2 separate regions of the Homo sapiens genome follow, and region 1 is linked to region 2. Evidence: read pairs that join two places in POLR2A ChIA-PET (ENCODE). Cell type or tissue: Panc1. All regions are shown on one strand. Links, peaks and the distances in the headings refer to the core of each region. The heading gives the core; the rest is flanking DNA.

What was found. ChIA-PET counts read pairs that join two places held together with the same protein. Peaks named below come from ENCODE experiments on the same cell type or tissue, not always from the same donor. Only the 100,000 strongest peaks of a DNase experiment are listed, where the experiment ranks them.
Region 1: POLR2A ChIA-PET joins it to region 2 with 6 read pairs; 7 of 35 experiments call an interaction of 5 or more read pairs at or near these places.

What each region holds. Positions count from the first base shown.
Region 1 is chr2:36,652,091-36,659,822 of GRCh38, reverse strand. It overlaps the pseudogene RACK1P2. Among named protein-coding and RNA genes, the nearest start is that of VIT, 41 kb to the left of the region's middle. In Panc1, for the core only: no CTCF peak of the experiment used is centred there; no DNase peak of the experiment used is centred there; H3K27ac peaks cover 2,784 bases.
Region 2 is chr2:36,364,003-36,371,734 of GRCh38, reverse strand. The region is part of intron 1 of CRIM1 (cysteine rich transmembrane BMP regulator 1); the gene reads right to left. LOC124907753 (a long non-coding RNA gene) reads right to left here and starts at 1,517. Exons shown (of 2, transcript XR_007086281.1): 1 at 1-1,517. RefSeq lists an enhancer at 2,908-3,561 and a silencer at 3,455-3,749. In Panc1, for the core only: no CTCF peak of the experiment used is centred there; no DNase peak of the experiment used is centred there; H3K4me3 peaks cover 2,383 bases; H3K27ac peaks cover 4,000 bases.

The DNA.
Region 1 (7,732 bases), core at 1,291-5,290, 290 kb before region 2:
CTTTCTGACTTGACCTTACTTGAAAATAGAATGGGTCAGTCATATGCTCACAGTCGCCATTTATTGTTATGGAATTTGTGAATTAGTTCTTACCTCTGTTGAGGCATACTTTTGGGTTTGTCCTAGGCAGTCTTTGACCTTGGGCCATATGCTGTCTGCCCTACCCTTGCCATAGGCCCCAGGATCTAATTTCAGAATAAAAGTTGGAAAGCTGCCGCCATTCTGCAACTTCCTAAATAGGCCCAGATAATAATACTGTAATAGCTAAACTAAAAAGTATTATTTTTCTCATTAGTCTCTAGTTTTCAATAAAGCAGATACTCTAAGTTTTCATATTATACATTTTCCATGGGACTAAATACAATTATTTAGATTTACAATTATTTAAAAATAGAATATAAATAATTTTTTCCCTGAATCTAATCTTTTCTTCTTTTTTCCCCTCTCTCCCTCCCTCCCTCCCTTTCTGTCCTCCCCTCCTCCCCATTGCATCTCTATACCAGCTGAGCTAATTTGAAATAGAAGCCATGAATTTGGACTCTGCAGTTAGACAATACCAGCGCAGTTCTCACTAGCTGTGTAACTTTGGGAAACTCTTACTCCCTCAATGTATCTGTTTCTCCTCTTATAAGAGAAAGATGGTAATATTACATCTCTTAGAGTTGCTATGATGATCACGTGAGATGCTTTGTGCCTGGCTATAGTAAACACTCGACAAATGTTAGCTAATCTATATTATTAACATGTTGTCATAATCACATGAGCAACGTCGAGAACATTGACTTGGAGAAAGAAAAAAAAGCTCATACGAGCAACCAAATTGCCACAGATGATGGCTACAGGGGTTTAAAAACTTTGCAAATTAAAGACACAGGAAAAAAAGTGAGAAGTAGGAAAAATATATTTTTAGTCAATGAAAGAAGAATAAAAATGTTGCGTTAAATGAATAAAAATTAGTTCCGGTCATACACCACAACAAGGAAATTTTCCTGTGAGTAGCATTTATATTGGTGAAACTGGTTTAGGAGATGACCTTTCTTTGAATTGTACAGGACGTCAGAAAAAATTTTAAGCTTAAAGATCACCTGATCCAACTCAGTCATTTCACAGGTGAAGAGATAGGTTTCAGGAGATTAAGCAACTTGCCTAAGGTTACACGTCTGGTGGCAGAGCTCAATCAGAACAGTAGATCTCCTGATTGGAGCCCAGGGGGTCATTCTACAGGAGCACACAGCTTTTGAAATGTGACAAGATCAAAAAGCCCAGAGAACTTTCATGCAGGAATGAGAACAATTTTGCATTCACATCAGAGGTCATTTTTCATACCTGGAATTCAAAGCATCTGAAAACAGATATCATTATTCCTGTTGAACAAATGGAAAAATCTGGAAAAAGATAAGCTCTAAGCTGACTGGCTTTGTTGTCCAACTTCAGGCTCCATAAATACACTCATCATGCCCATGCAAGCTGGTATGTCAACCTGCTGCAGGTGCCTGCTCTGATTCTGGCACACTTCATAGGTTGCTTTCCATTGCCTACTTCTGTATTTCTTGGTCATTGTCAGTTCCTTGTCAAATATAGATCTTACAAAGGACAAGTATTCTTTTTTATTTCATTGTATATGCTGGGCACCATTCAAGAAGTTCAGGATTCACTTCATTCAAGATGTGAACTTCTTGAACAGTGCCCAGCATATACATGACTATCAGTGAGTATTTCTTGAATGAATGAACAAAAAATTAGCACTCTGCATTTCTTTATCTATCCCTTCAGATTGGCAGATGAATTTGAGGTCATGTGTCTAGGCTCTGGTTTTGAGGCCATGTGTCTAGGCTCTGGTTTTGAGACCTCTACTATATGATGGCCAGTTGTATGCTCTGTGACTCTGGGCAAAACTAACCTGACCTTGAACCACACCCTGAATTCCAGAGCACAATCTGCTGAGCACAGGACTGACAGGAAGGGGAATAAGACAGGGTATATCCCAGAGAATTGGACGCAGAGGTATAAAATGGAATTCTTCATACCCTGCACATTGTGAGGACCCTGTTGAGCTTCACTAGTGAAGTCAATGAAGTAGCCTCTCTGGGAGAAGGAATAGAACCAAACACCCATATGCATAAATGCAGCGAATCCAAATAGGGCCTCCCTCCAGTGGGCCCATTAAACCAGCATTACCAAGGCTAACTCATCCTTCAGACAGGGTGTATGGGGCTTCTTTTAGCCTCAAGTCGCACTTGATGTTCATTTGATGCATACTTTACCAGTATACAGATAGTCTCTAATTTATAATGGTTCAACTTTACAATGGTATGAAAGTGATACACATTCAATAATCATATTTCATACCACCATTCTGCTTTTTCCTTTCAGCATGCTATTTAATAAGTGACATAAGAAACACAACATTTTATTATAAAATAGGCTTTGTGTTAGATGATTTTGCCCAGCCATAAGCTAAAGTAAGTTTTCTGAGCATGTTAGAGGTGAGCTAGGCTAAGCTATGATGTCCAGTAGGTTAGGTATATTAAAGGCATTTTTGACTTACAATATTTTCCGCTTATGGGTTTACTAAGACATAACTCCACCGTAAGTCAAGGAGCATCTGTATACAGACTGCTTACTTGCTCTTGTCACAAAGAGTGGAATAGCAAAATAGCTTTAGGCTTTTGCTTTGTTTCCTTTAGCAAAACAGCTTCAGTTTCCCTCGTGAAGCAGTTCCCTAGTCCATACCCTATGTGAGTGATCAAAAAAATTCTCCGCAAAGGGTGTCTTCTGCAAAACTGCAGACCTTCTGACTCCCAAGTGTCGTCCACAGCATTTTATAGACAACATGACCCTGAGGGTTCACACCCACTCAACTCATACGGTCATCCTCCCAGATGGCACATTTGGGTCATGAGACCCACCACTTCTGAGATTTCACACTACTTTGGCAGTCAAGCCAAAGACATGCTAAATGTGATCTTCTCCTCTAATGTATGCTACAGGGAGATCATCAAGTTATAGTGTGTCCTGGGTGTTGGCAAATACACTGCTCATGAGGAAAGCTCCTCAGAATGGGTATTGTGTTTTCATTTTTCACCCAGCAAGAGCAACTTCATCATTATTAACTACAGCTGAAATTGGCTTATCAAGACCTAGAAGCTGACCATCTACTAACTGAGAAAACCTCATTGATCACACAGCTGACTGATGGTAACATACAGCTTCTGGAGATAAGGATAGACAGGACATTCAATGGTCTTCAGCATGGACAAGTACTTTCATGCCGTGGGGATGTTTTCAATGCTTCTTTTGAATGCCTCTGCTCTAACCCTAGTTGCTCCTATCTTTATGGATCATGTGGTCAATAGTGAGATATGGAATTTTAAAGGAAAGATTATGATAGGTAAGTTGAAAGGAGAAAACAAACAGCATCTGCGACACAAGCTAGTTGTGAACATACCTGACCAGGTTTTCTGTTGGCCAGACTCTGCTTGTGGCTACACAGGAAACCTGCAACACCTGATGGGCAGACCCATCAAACCCCTTCTTGTCAAACCCTTGAAAATAAAGGCCTTAATTTATGATGCATAGAAAATATCATTATCAGGGTGGAAGAAGCCTTCTCCTGTAAGCAATCCTGGGCCCTATACACCCTTACAGACATTTGGAATTGACAGGGATGGTTACTATAGCACCTATTGATTGAAGAAAACTATCTTGTGGCTTTAGAGTGTTGGAACAATATTTGTAAGGGACACCGTCATTATCAGGAAGGGAAGTAGATGGAGCTTTTGTGGCTTTGGTGGGGTTTCATCCAGCTCTATACCTGTTTCCCTGGTGAACCATTCTGCCTTACATTTGTTCCTGCACTTGCTGGGAAGGCAAAGTGTGTGGGTTATCGATGGGTCTTTAATAGACAAAGAAGACCAACATGATGCTTCCTTCTTCTGCCTGGCTCCCACTAAAGTGCCAAAAATTTAGATAATTCCCCAAGTCACCAGGCTATAGGCTTCTGACAGGAAGTCTCAAGAAATGTTTTGCAAATAGCTTTCCTCAGAGGAAACGTCAGCTGAGTCAGGAGCATTGTTCCACTAGTGGACCAGAGGGTTGACGGACTTAATTAGGGTGAATAGTTGAAGCGGGACCAAGATGGTTTTTTCCTTGGGGACCAATGTACTCTGTTAAAAGACAAAAAAAGAAATGCTTATGCAATGACTTTCTTCCTAAAAATTCAGAACACTTCAAAAATTCCCATTAATTGTATTCTCACCACAACTCTGAAGGTTAGTTCACTTATGACGCCAATGTCTTTAGGGCAGTTACATGTACATGCATAACTTCTCTTACAGCAACACATAGTCATTAGAAACACTGAAAAGTTATTGAGTACCATCACAAAATATTTTCTTTTCTTTTTCTTTCTTTCTTTCTTTTTTTTTTTTTTTTTTTTGAGATGGAGTCTCGCTCTGTCACTGGCTGGAGTGGAGTGCATTGGTGAGATCTTGGCTCACTGCAACCTCTGCCTCCTGGGTTCAAGCGATTCTCCTGCCTCAGTCTCCCGAGTAGCTGGGACTACAGGCGCCCACCACCATGGCTGGCTAATTTTTTTTTGTATTTTTAGTAGAGACGGGGTTTCACCATGTTGGCCAGGCTGGACTCGAACTCCTGACCTCAGATGATCCACCCACCTTGGCGTCCCAAAGTGCTGGGATTACAGGCATGAGTCACCATGCGCGGCCACCAGATATTTTCAAGGGCTGCAAACTGTGCTTGGAGAGGAGACTATTTAGAGATACTTTATGGACGTAAAAAATGAACAGCCAACTGTGTCCTCCTACAACTTACATTTTTTTCAATTTCAGCCTTTGAGCACTGGATCTTTCCACTTGCTTTGTCTTGTGTGGAGAGATTTGATTTTAAAATCTTTTATTATATGAGTTTGCATCTTTCCATCACTTCTATTTTATGAAAGTAGACGCTATGTTATTTCATACATAGATATTTATAACTGCCATATATTCATTGTGAATTGGAGTCTTAAACATTATGAAGAAGCATTACCCAATAGAGCTTTCTGGGATAATGGAAGTTTTCTCTGCACCACTTAATTTAATTAAATAAAATTTAAAATGTAGTTTATCACATTAACCATGTTTGTAATGTTCAGGAGTCACAGGTGACTAGTGACTACTGAATTGAAAAGTACACTTATACAGTATCCTCTTTGTTTTGCTTAATGCTTTTTGGCTTGAATTCTACTTTGTCTGACATCAAAGCCTTGATCCTTGCTTTATTTTTGCTTACTTTTGACTGGCACAACTTTGCCTAACCTTTTATTTCTAACCTTTCTGGATCACTCAGTTTTAGGCAAGTCTTTTGTATAAAGCAAAATGTTGAAATCTGTTTTAATCTTCAGTTAGTTTAAGCCTATCTACATTTATTGATATATACTCTGTTTAATCTCATTTCTTTCATTATTAATACATACTATAAATACTGGTAATTTTCTCTCTCCTTAGAAAATGTCCAGTGGTTTTATACTATGAGCAAAACAAAATTGACTTGTGTCTTCTTTCTTCTCTCATCTCTCCCTGACTTTCCAACTTTAGTCAATAATATTATCTTTCATGGTGTTTATCTTTGTACTCTTACACTTCTACAATTCAGTTTGTCAGCATTAAATGATATCCTCTGACTCTGTCCTTCTGCTTATGATGCAACTTATGTTCTTATTCTGCTTACTCCATTCTCTTGCCTCTTTTTCCTCCAGCGTTTTATTATGAAGATTTCCAAACCTACAGCAAAGTTGAAAGAATTTACAGTGAACGCCTATATACCCACCACCTAGACAGTATCATTAACATGTTACTGTCCAGCACTTACTTTAGGTATAGTTATCCATATATCCAATCTTCTATCCATATGTTAATCTATCTCATTTTTTGTGTATTTCAAAGTAAATTTCTAACATTAGTACACTTTTACCCTCAAAGTTCAGGATGCATATCATTAACTAGAGTTTATTATTTGTTTAAAGTATTTTAATATAAAATTTACATACTGTAAAGTACCCAAACCTTACGTATACCTTTGCCAGTTTTGAAGAATGGATATGCCTGTGTAACCCAAACGTCTAACAAGATACAGCATTACCAGAAAGTACCCTCATGGCCCTTGCTGTTTAATTCCCATTTCCCCAGAGGTAAGCTTCTGATTTTTTCTACCATAAATTTTTACCTGCTTTAGAAATTCATAGAAATCAAGTCAAACATTGTATCATCTTTTTTGTGTAAGGCTGCTTTTACTCAGCAAAACTTAAATTTTTTTTTTTTTTTTTTAGAGACAGGCCCTTGCTGTGTTGTTCAGGCTGGAATGCAATGGTGTGACCATTGCTCACTGCAGCCTTGAACTCCCGGGCTCAAGTGATCCTCCTACTTCAGCTTGCCAAGGAGCTAAGCAGGTGCACAGCAACGTGCCTGGCTACTTTTTTTTTCAAAATTTTTTGTAGGGATGGGATCTTGCTATGTTGTCCGAGTTGGTGTTGAACTCCTGGCCTCAAGCAATCTTCGTGCCTCAGCCTTCCAAAGCATGGGGATTACAGACCAGTGCCCAGCCTACCATAATGTTGAGATTCATCTATGTAGTTGCTTGCGTCAGTAATTTAGTCCTATTTATTAAAGATAAAAATGTATGGCAGTTAGACTATTTCCAACTTGGGGCTATTATGAATAAAGCTTCTATGAACATTCTTATACAAGTAGTTTTGTGAACTATTTTTTTATTTTTATTTGGTCAATACCTAGCAATAGTATTGCTGGGTCATAGCAGATATGCTTAGCTTATAAGAAATTTTGAGACCATTTCCCAAACTGGTTGTTCCGTCTCACATCCACACCAACAATGTATAAGAGTGCTGGTTTTCCCATATCCTTGCCGATATTTGGTGCTGTCAATCTTTTTAAATTTTAGTCATTCTGGTAGATGTTTAGTAGTACCTTATTGTGATTTAAATTTTTATTTCCCTAATGATTAATGATGTTGAACACTTTTCATTTGCTTGTTGGTTATTTATATATCTTATTTTATGAAGTATGTATTAGATTTTTTTCCCATTTTAAATTAGGTTGTTAATTTTATTATTGAGTTTTTAGTTTATTTGTTGATTTGTTCAATACGCTAGATACCAGCAATTTGCCAGATATATACTTTGCAAATATTTTCTTCTAGTCTGTGGTTTGCTTATTCATTTTTATAACAGTATCTTTTGATAGGCAGACATTTTAAGTTTGCTGTTTAATTAATCATTTAAAATTGTTTTTATTATTGCTTCCAGTGACCTAAGGAGCTTTTGCCAACCCCCCAAGTCACTAAGACATATTATTATGTTCCCTTCTAACTGCTTTATTGCTTTAACTTTCACATTTTGGTCTGTGATCCATTTTCTCCCCTTTTTCTCCCATATTTTGTTACATGTGTTAGTTCTACAACAGCAGAGCATAAAATAGCACTTGCATAACATTTTCCCACCCTTATCTCCAAATTCATTTTAGTCCTACATCTAAATATGTTTGTGCTCACCACTGGTTTCTTGCTAGTACTTCCCCAGTCATCTTTTGGTTGGGTGAAGCTGGTTCTCTAGTAGGCACCTCTGGAAGGGTGTGTTGGTACAAGATTCTCTAATGTCTTGCAGATTCAACACTGTTTTTCTTAGCTTCAATACTAGAGGGAAAGTGGGATTGATAAA
Region 2 (7,732 bases), core at 2,341-6,340:
TGACACCTTTATGACAAACTGACAAGAAGAAAAGTCCACACAAATAAAAATTATCTTTAAATATTTGCCAAAAAAATACAGCTGAAACTAATTCATCATGGAAACATTACAAAAAATTCTAAGACTGATCGGCATGAGCAAAGTTAACCAGTTTGAGCTTCCTCCTGCAATGCTATGGCTTCTCACTGGGATTCTCTTAACGGGGAGTGCCATTCGTTTCAGTTTCCACAATGCAGACCAAATGGTTCGATGAAAAAGTTTTTGTATAATATCTTGGATGACCTTGAGTCTAGATTTAGTCAACAAATGCTCATTGAGTTCTTCCTGTGTGCCAAGCGCTAGAATAACACACAATCCTGGCACTCAAATAGATCACAATGAGGCAGAGAGACAGAAATGTGAACTCTAACACAGTATGAAAAGTGCTATAACAGGGGAAGGAGAAAGTGCTATTTATGGTCACTGGGGGATGGGGGATGGGGGATGGCATTACTTTTTCCTGGGCAGGGCAGGAAGGCTTCACAAAGGAAAGAGCATAAACTGGCAGGGCTTGAGGGATGCCAACACATATTAAAGGACGTGAAGACAACTATGGGGGCGTCTGAAACCTGACACCACACCCATTTTCCAGTTGCTGGCCTTAGTTGCTGGCCAAGTCTTTGGTTGCACTAGATATTAAGAAGAATGTGTTGACCACATCTCCTAATTTTCTGAGCTCTCAAAGGGTCTTTGTCCAAGATACACTGGAAATAAAGTTGGAAAACCTAAAACTTCAGGAGCAAGATGGTCAGGTCTTTAATTTAGGGGTCTAATTTTCCCTTACCTGTGGGCTTTTAGTAATAACATGCAGACTGCTAAGGTCCTATGGGAAGTTAAATGCTTATTATACTAAGATTAGAAGTAGAGGGGGAATAACTATGCATATGAAATATGTCCCCTCTAAAGAAAAAAAGTTCACTGTTCCTTCTTAACTAGTGGTCATCCTTTATCCCTTCTCTCTCTTTTTAGCTCCTAATACCATCTACTTTTCCATTCTCTCAAGAAATATTATCACTCAAGCATTTCTGACTCAAGGGCATTCACTTACATATTCACACACAATTTTAAAAATATAATAACCTGGATTATTTTCAGTGCCAAACATAGCTGTAATTATGTATTTCTTTTGGACATGCTTTATGTTATTAAAGCATGTAAATACTTTATCTCCCTCAAGTTTTCCAGCCCTCAGTTGGCAGAAAGTCTTTTCTTTTTCCTTTCTCTTTCCAAAGCAACTAATACAATTTCCTGAATAGACAGTCAATAAACTTGGTTGCTGAGGGCTCACCTTTTCCCAGGGCAGTGTTTGAAAATAATTTCATCTACTGCCAACAAAAAACACCTCTGGCTTCTTTCATTTTACTTATTTACCTACAGAGGTCTTCCATTTCTCACTGTAAATTTCTGCTGCTTCTTTCTGCTGTCACATTTAAAGTTTCTGCGTAAGGTCAAAAACTGTTTAATGATGGCATACTATTTAAAAAAAAAAAAAAAAAGCTTTTGTCCCAATCACTAAGAAATAAGTCAGCAATATTCAGAAGCTCTACTTGCCCACTTATAGATATCCCAATTAACAGGCAGTTTAAAACCCAAAGCATCTTAATTAGAACTGTTTTTTCAAATGCAGTAAGTAAAACAATGTGCGACCTTTTATTAAGAAGTCATTTTCAGTTTGCTGATCTACAGAGTAGATACTACAGTCAACTTGCTTCAAGCTGGGGCGTTGTTTCCAGCACATCCATAATACAATGCACGGTATTCTTTGTCTGTGTTGTGCCCTCAGCAACTGAAAAAATACACATGCACGTGCACACCCTACATCCAATGGCACAAAGTTAACTACACATTCAAAGAAGGAATTAGCTTCCTGTCTCTCAAAGAGTATTCCCACTCAGGGGCCCAGTGGCTGATGCTACAGAAATAGTTCACTACCCTGAGTACATCTTTTTAGGCCAGCAAATCTACCACAATCTTGTACAGATCCTTGTTGTATAAACTTTTATCACTTTCCTCACATTTATCATCTTCTCGAATGTTCCTATATGGCAACATTTCTGACCTATATTACATATAACATTTCATATGTTCCTATATGGCAAAAAGTTCTGTAGAAATGTTTGCAGGTCAAAAGCTCCCCCTGCAAACATTTTTACAGAACTTTTTGTCGTTAATGCAGACACTGTTATTGGAAGGGATCCTCACAGAGGAATTGACTCTTGCACCACCTTCTGTCAATGGCTGGGTTGCCCAGTAGCTGGAAAGCTGTGTGCACTCATCCTTGCTGGAAAGAACATGGAGGCAAATGTTAAGACTGCTGGAAAGCATCTTTCCAATGGCTTTCAGGACACTTGAGATCCAGCAGGCACTGGGCTGTGGTAGGGATTCACCAGAGGAGGAGGGCCAAACCACAGCACACAGATGTGGGCAAGTGGGGTCTCTAACTCACCTTCTAACATAGACCCTTCACTACAGCAAACACACATGCACTCATGGGCTGCTTTGTAGAGAAATGCTGGGCCCTTGGCATGCAGATTCTCATTACTGCCGCAGAGGTTTAAAAGTTCTTAAGCTAATATGCACCAACCAACCTGGAAGAAAAGCAAATAAAGACCTATTTATACACCAGAAAAGAGTAAAGGAGACCCTAGATTGGGCAAAAGCTCAGGTTAGTAAATTAACACCACCCCATCCCAGAAATCTAGCCTGGAAGAGAGACGGTAAGATCTGGAACAGGATTTAACTTTTGATATTATCTTTTTAAAATGGAAAGAAAGAGCAAGCCATAGTACAACATAAAATGTTTATCCAGTTATTAGTAAACTTTTAACAATTTCACAGATTGGAGTGAAAAAAAATTTTCTGGAGCAAAAAGCAAAAAGTATTACAGAAAACTAAAAATTATCTAAGTTTACATACCTAGGAAATGGTGGCTTAGGTAACTGCGCTGAAAGTGAGAATCATGGAAGAGAGCTATGTAATAATTAGCCACTGAGTTTTCTCATATGACATACTCCCAAATGGAATATTTCACATTCAGCAGACTTATTAATGAATAAATGCCCAATGGGAATTAACTAGTACCTCATTCTGGAAGGCTGCTCTTGGCAAAAAATGTAATAACCACAAGGCAAACAAGCTGATTGCTAATATACACTGGAAGCCGTGCTGGGCATCATTTTCTTTCGAATAATGCCTATTACTTTAAGTTTTAGAGCCGCAGGTTCATACTACCTAACCTTGCTCAACGTCCTGCCGCTGGACAACATGCAAAGGAAGGGTGAAGTTTCTGGACAACTTTCCAAGCTTCGCAGTTGGCTTGTACTTGAAACATATTTAGTGAATATTTGCTGTCTCACATACAAGCAAAGAGCTTCCTGGTCAGTGGCTCAGCTGTACACAGAGGTGAGGGAGCTTGCGCAGTGTGCAGCATGTCCCTCTGCAGGAATCATCCTTTCATCCTCCCAACGTGAGGCACCAACATGCCACGTTTGGCCAGCGACCCCACACCCCCTTTCATGCACTATTACTGCTATGTTTCTTTAAATTCAGTCTGCTCCTTAAGGAAACTCCCTGGCAAGTGAAAACAGCAGCAAAGGTAAAAGAATGTGGAGAATTTGGCTGCTGCCTGCAGTATTAGGAAGAAGAGCAATTACTCAACTCTCTCCTAGTGTCAGAGGCAGAAATGAGCATGTGAATTTGGGCAAGTTTTGGCCTGTCTTCGCTCTAGCTTCTCCCTTTGCAGTCTCTGTCACCTACCTACCTCATAGTCTTAATAATTAATGAAGTACATAAGAAAATGGAGAAAGGGAAGGCAGCAAACACATAAGAGAGGTTTGAGTTCTACCCTGAATCCAGACTCAGCCACGGTGAATATGATTTAAAAGACTTCAGGCATTTAAAAGCTGTCACTAACTTCCCAATACTACGCTTTACTGTCTCCACTGCCGCTTGATAAACATAACCATGGAGGAACTCTTGATCTTTTCCTCTAAGCCCTTCTGTCTACAGCACCTGGCAGTCATGTAGACACTATCACTTTTTCCTTCCCTGGCTCTGCAAACACAAGGTAATATTCGACTCCTGTCTATCACTTCTAGGTCATAAAAGCATAGATCTTATGACCAGTAGAACCTTAAGATATCATCTGATTCAGTTCCCCTGTCTTGAGGTAGGTAACTATTTAATTCCCTTTTGACAAATTAAGGCAAAGTCATGCCAAGGGAAGTTGAAGGGTTTTATTTAAGTCACTGGGCTATTAAGAGATGAAGGGGGATTCAAAAGCCATGGCTGTTTTTTTCTCCTTTATCATGTTATCACATACAAGAATTCTGTAATATTCACCTTTCTGGGCAGCCTCAAACCCTTTCTGAAACAAGCTAGGATATACACAAATACAGTCACAGTCTTGATTAAAACACAGAAATTTATTTGGTCTTTCATTTTGATGTGATAGGTAGTGGTAATAAGTTTTCTTAAAATCTGCCTGAAATATAGGAACTCAGTGGTTCTGAAAAGCACACAGTATACCCATTCTGTCTCCAACTGTTTAAAAATCCTTCTACTTTGACTTCCACAGACAAAACTGTCTAAAATCCATCCCTTTTCCTCACTCAGACTGTAAAAGCCCATACTTTTCAAAAAAAGCAAAGCTCCCAAATATGGGAAGTGAGAAAAGGTTTTCGAGATCTGCATTTGATAACATGATGGAATATTCTGTCTCTACAGACTTATAAACACACACACAGAAAGGTCCAAGCCTATGCATCCCACACTCCTCACACCATAAGGCCTGAAGTGGTCCAACTACTTCATAAAGTCTAGTTCAGGTCAAACATCCTCAAGGTAGCTTTGCCTTATTTTGGCAGGTCTTTCGCAGTCTTAAAAAGAAGTATCACAATTCTCCAACAAAAGATGCCTTTTGTTTAATCACAGCTGTGAAACGTTTTGCTGTGGCCTTTGGATAAGAAGCTAAATAAGTTACCTCTTGTAGACTGGGACTCTGCAGTCTCAGGTTTCATTCTGCCCTGCCAGAAATTCCTTTCTGTTTTGAATCTGAGATGTTTGTTTATGGTTTTTGTTTTGAAATGCTAAATAAGACAGGCATAGTTTCCAGTTACAGCCTATGGACCACCATCTACTCCCTCTCCTTTTTTTTTTAATCTTTCCATAGGCAAGGTAGCTGGTTGCTAAAATTTCCAAATAGCAAACTGTTCAAATTCTCTTCTCAGGAACTTGAAATACAAAATGGTAACACCCTACAATATAATTAACACTTATTTTTTTTTCTTAAATATTCAGAAGACAAATGTTCTCAGGATAGTCTGAATTAGGGTGTTATTTTGACATCTTTCTGATTTTGTTTGTAGGTTACATGTCCGAATACCAGCACTCTTGATAGAAGTGCTACAAATGAGAGGTACTAAAGTAGTTTCTGGAAGAAAATCCAATTTCTACTATGCGATAATACGGTTTGATCATCAGGAAGGAAAAAAAAAGTTGTAAACCACTGATTCCAAGGATTTTTCTCTTCATCAAGTTCTTTCTCCTTGTTCTACAATAGCCAATTTAAAGCATCTGCCTTATGAATTATCAGCCAATATTTACTGGATAAAAATGATACTTATTTTCAGGTACAAAGGAAAGAGTCACAGTTAAGCAAATGTAGTTCTGGGCTGGGCGCGGTGGCTCACGCCTGTAATCCCAGCACTTTGGGAGGCCAAGGTGGGCAGATCACGAGGTCGAGAGACCATCCTGGCCAACATGGTGAAACGTGGTCTCCACTAAAAATACACAAAGTAGTTGGGCGTGGTGGCACATGCCTGTAATCCCAGCTACTCAGGAGGCTGAGGCAGGAGAATCGCTTGAACCAGGGAGTCAGAGGTTGCAGTGAGCTGAGATCATGCCACTGCACTTCAGCCTGGCAACAGAGTGAGACTCTGTCTCAAAAAAAAAAAAAAAACACAAACATAGTTCATAGTTCTGTTCTCCTAAAATGGGACCATACCCACACTAAGAACTAAACAGCTAGTAACATTAGATATTTTGATTCTAGGTGTTCTTCCTACCCCGCACTATATCACAAAGACTCCCTAGAGACAGTGCAAACCCATGGCCAACCTCGACTATTAGTCCACATCAAAGATGGCTAGAATGACTGGGAGAGAGAAAAGCAACACAGATGGCCTCTGGCCCTCACACCCTCTCCTGCTCATTCCCAAGCCCGCAGTGGTCTCTGAATCGGCTAGGCTTGCCGCTGCTTCCTTCTGTAACCTCAGTGAGATATATCAACCTGGCCTGGCTATATCCTTGGGGTCTCCAACGTCTCCAGTGATGTCCAGAAATCCTCAAAAAGTTCTAACAATAAAAGGAAATTTAATTCACTGTCATAAAACCATATGCCATTAATATTAAAAGGCCATTTTTAAATAAATATTAATTTGAAATAGCTCTTTGGATGTAGGGGCTCAAACCACAAAATCAAGCAAGTGTTCACATTCTGCTGAAATGCCAAAGGCGCTGGGAACTGTAGTTGCACTGGATCAAACCAACGCATGTTTCCTTGGTGCATAGACCCTGTATTCCCAGCCCCCTGTTCTCGGTACTTCACGGTTCTTTTCTCTTTGACAAACATCTGACATTTGAATTCCCCCTCGAAACTCCCACCCCTTTGAAGAGATTTAGTTAAGTTTGGAGGAAATGTGTGCCCACAAGGTAAATTTTTAAACTTACAGAGAAAGCTAACAAAGAGGAAAATGGGAAAGGATAGAAAATAGAATGGAAATTAAAATTAATATTATTTTAAAAAATCTATTTGGTACCAGAAACTAGCATATACACATACATACTATACACACACACACACAATCTTATATATACATCTATGTAATCATATATATAAATCTCTAATCCTCACTACAATATTTACTTAATAGAAAGCTATTAATATTCCAGTTTCACAGATGAGGGAACTGAAGCTCAGAGAAACTAAACAAGCTGATCTCACGATTAAAAAAATAACAGATTTAAGATTTCAATGCAGGTTTGTCTAGCCCCAAGCCCTATTTTCTTTTTCCTAAAACATCCTGCACAAGAAGTGCAGGAAAAAAGGAGGGAGGAGAGGAGACCCTCAGGTCTTTCTTGTTGCTGCATCCTCCACTAAACTTTTCCTGGTGGTCAGATTTGGGTTAGACTCCCTCTTACTTGCTCCTGACATGCTTGGCATTTCCGTTATCTCATGGCTTACTGAACTGATTGTAATGAATTGTCTGCTTTTCCAGTTTACCATCAGATCATGGCCTGTGTGAAAACAAGGACCATATCTTATTTATTTTGGCTGAAAAATAATGACTATAATAGCAGGTAACATTTATCAGGTCTTTTAATATGCATACTCTGTGATACATGCTGTATACATAGGTACTAGCTTTGTGCTACTTAAAAGTGTGGTCCTGGCACCTGTGACACTGGCATCAGCCAGAAATTTGTTAGAAATGTAGAATCACAGGCATCACCCCAGACTAACTTAATCAGACTTGCAATTTTAAATACCTAGGTGATTTGTGTGCACACTAAAATTTCAGAAGCACAGTTTTATCTCACTTAACCCCCACAGCGAACCTAGGAGGTACCGACGACTAACAGAAAAACTGGCTTACACAAGTGATGTCACTACTGTAAAGCACAGAGACAAGAC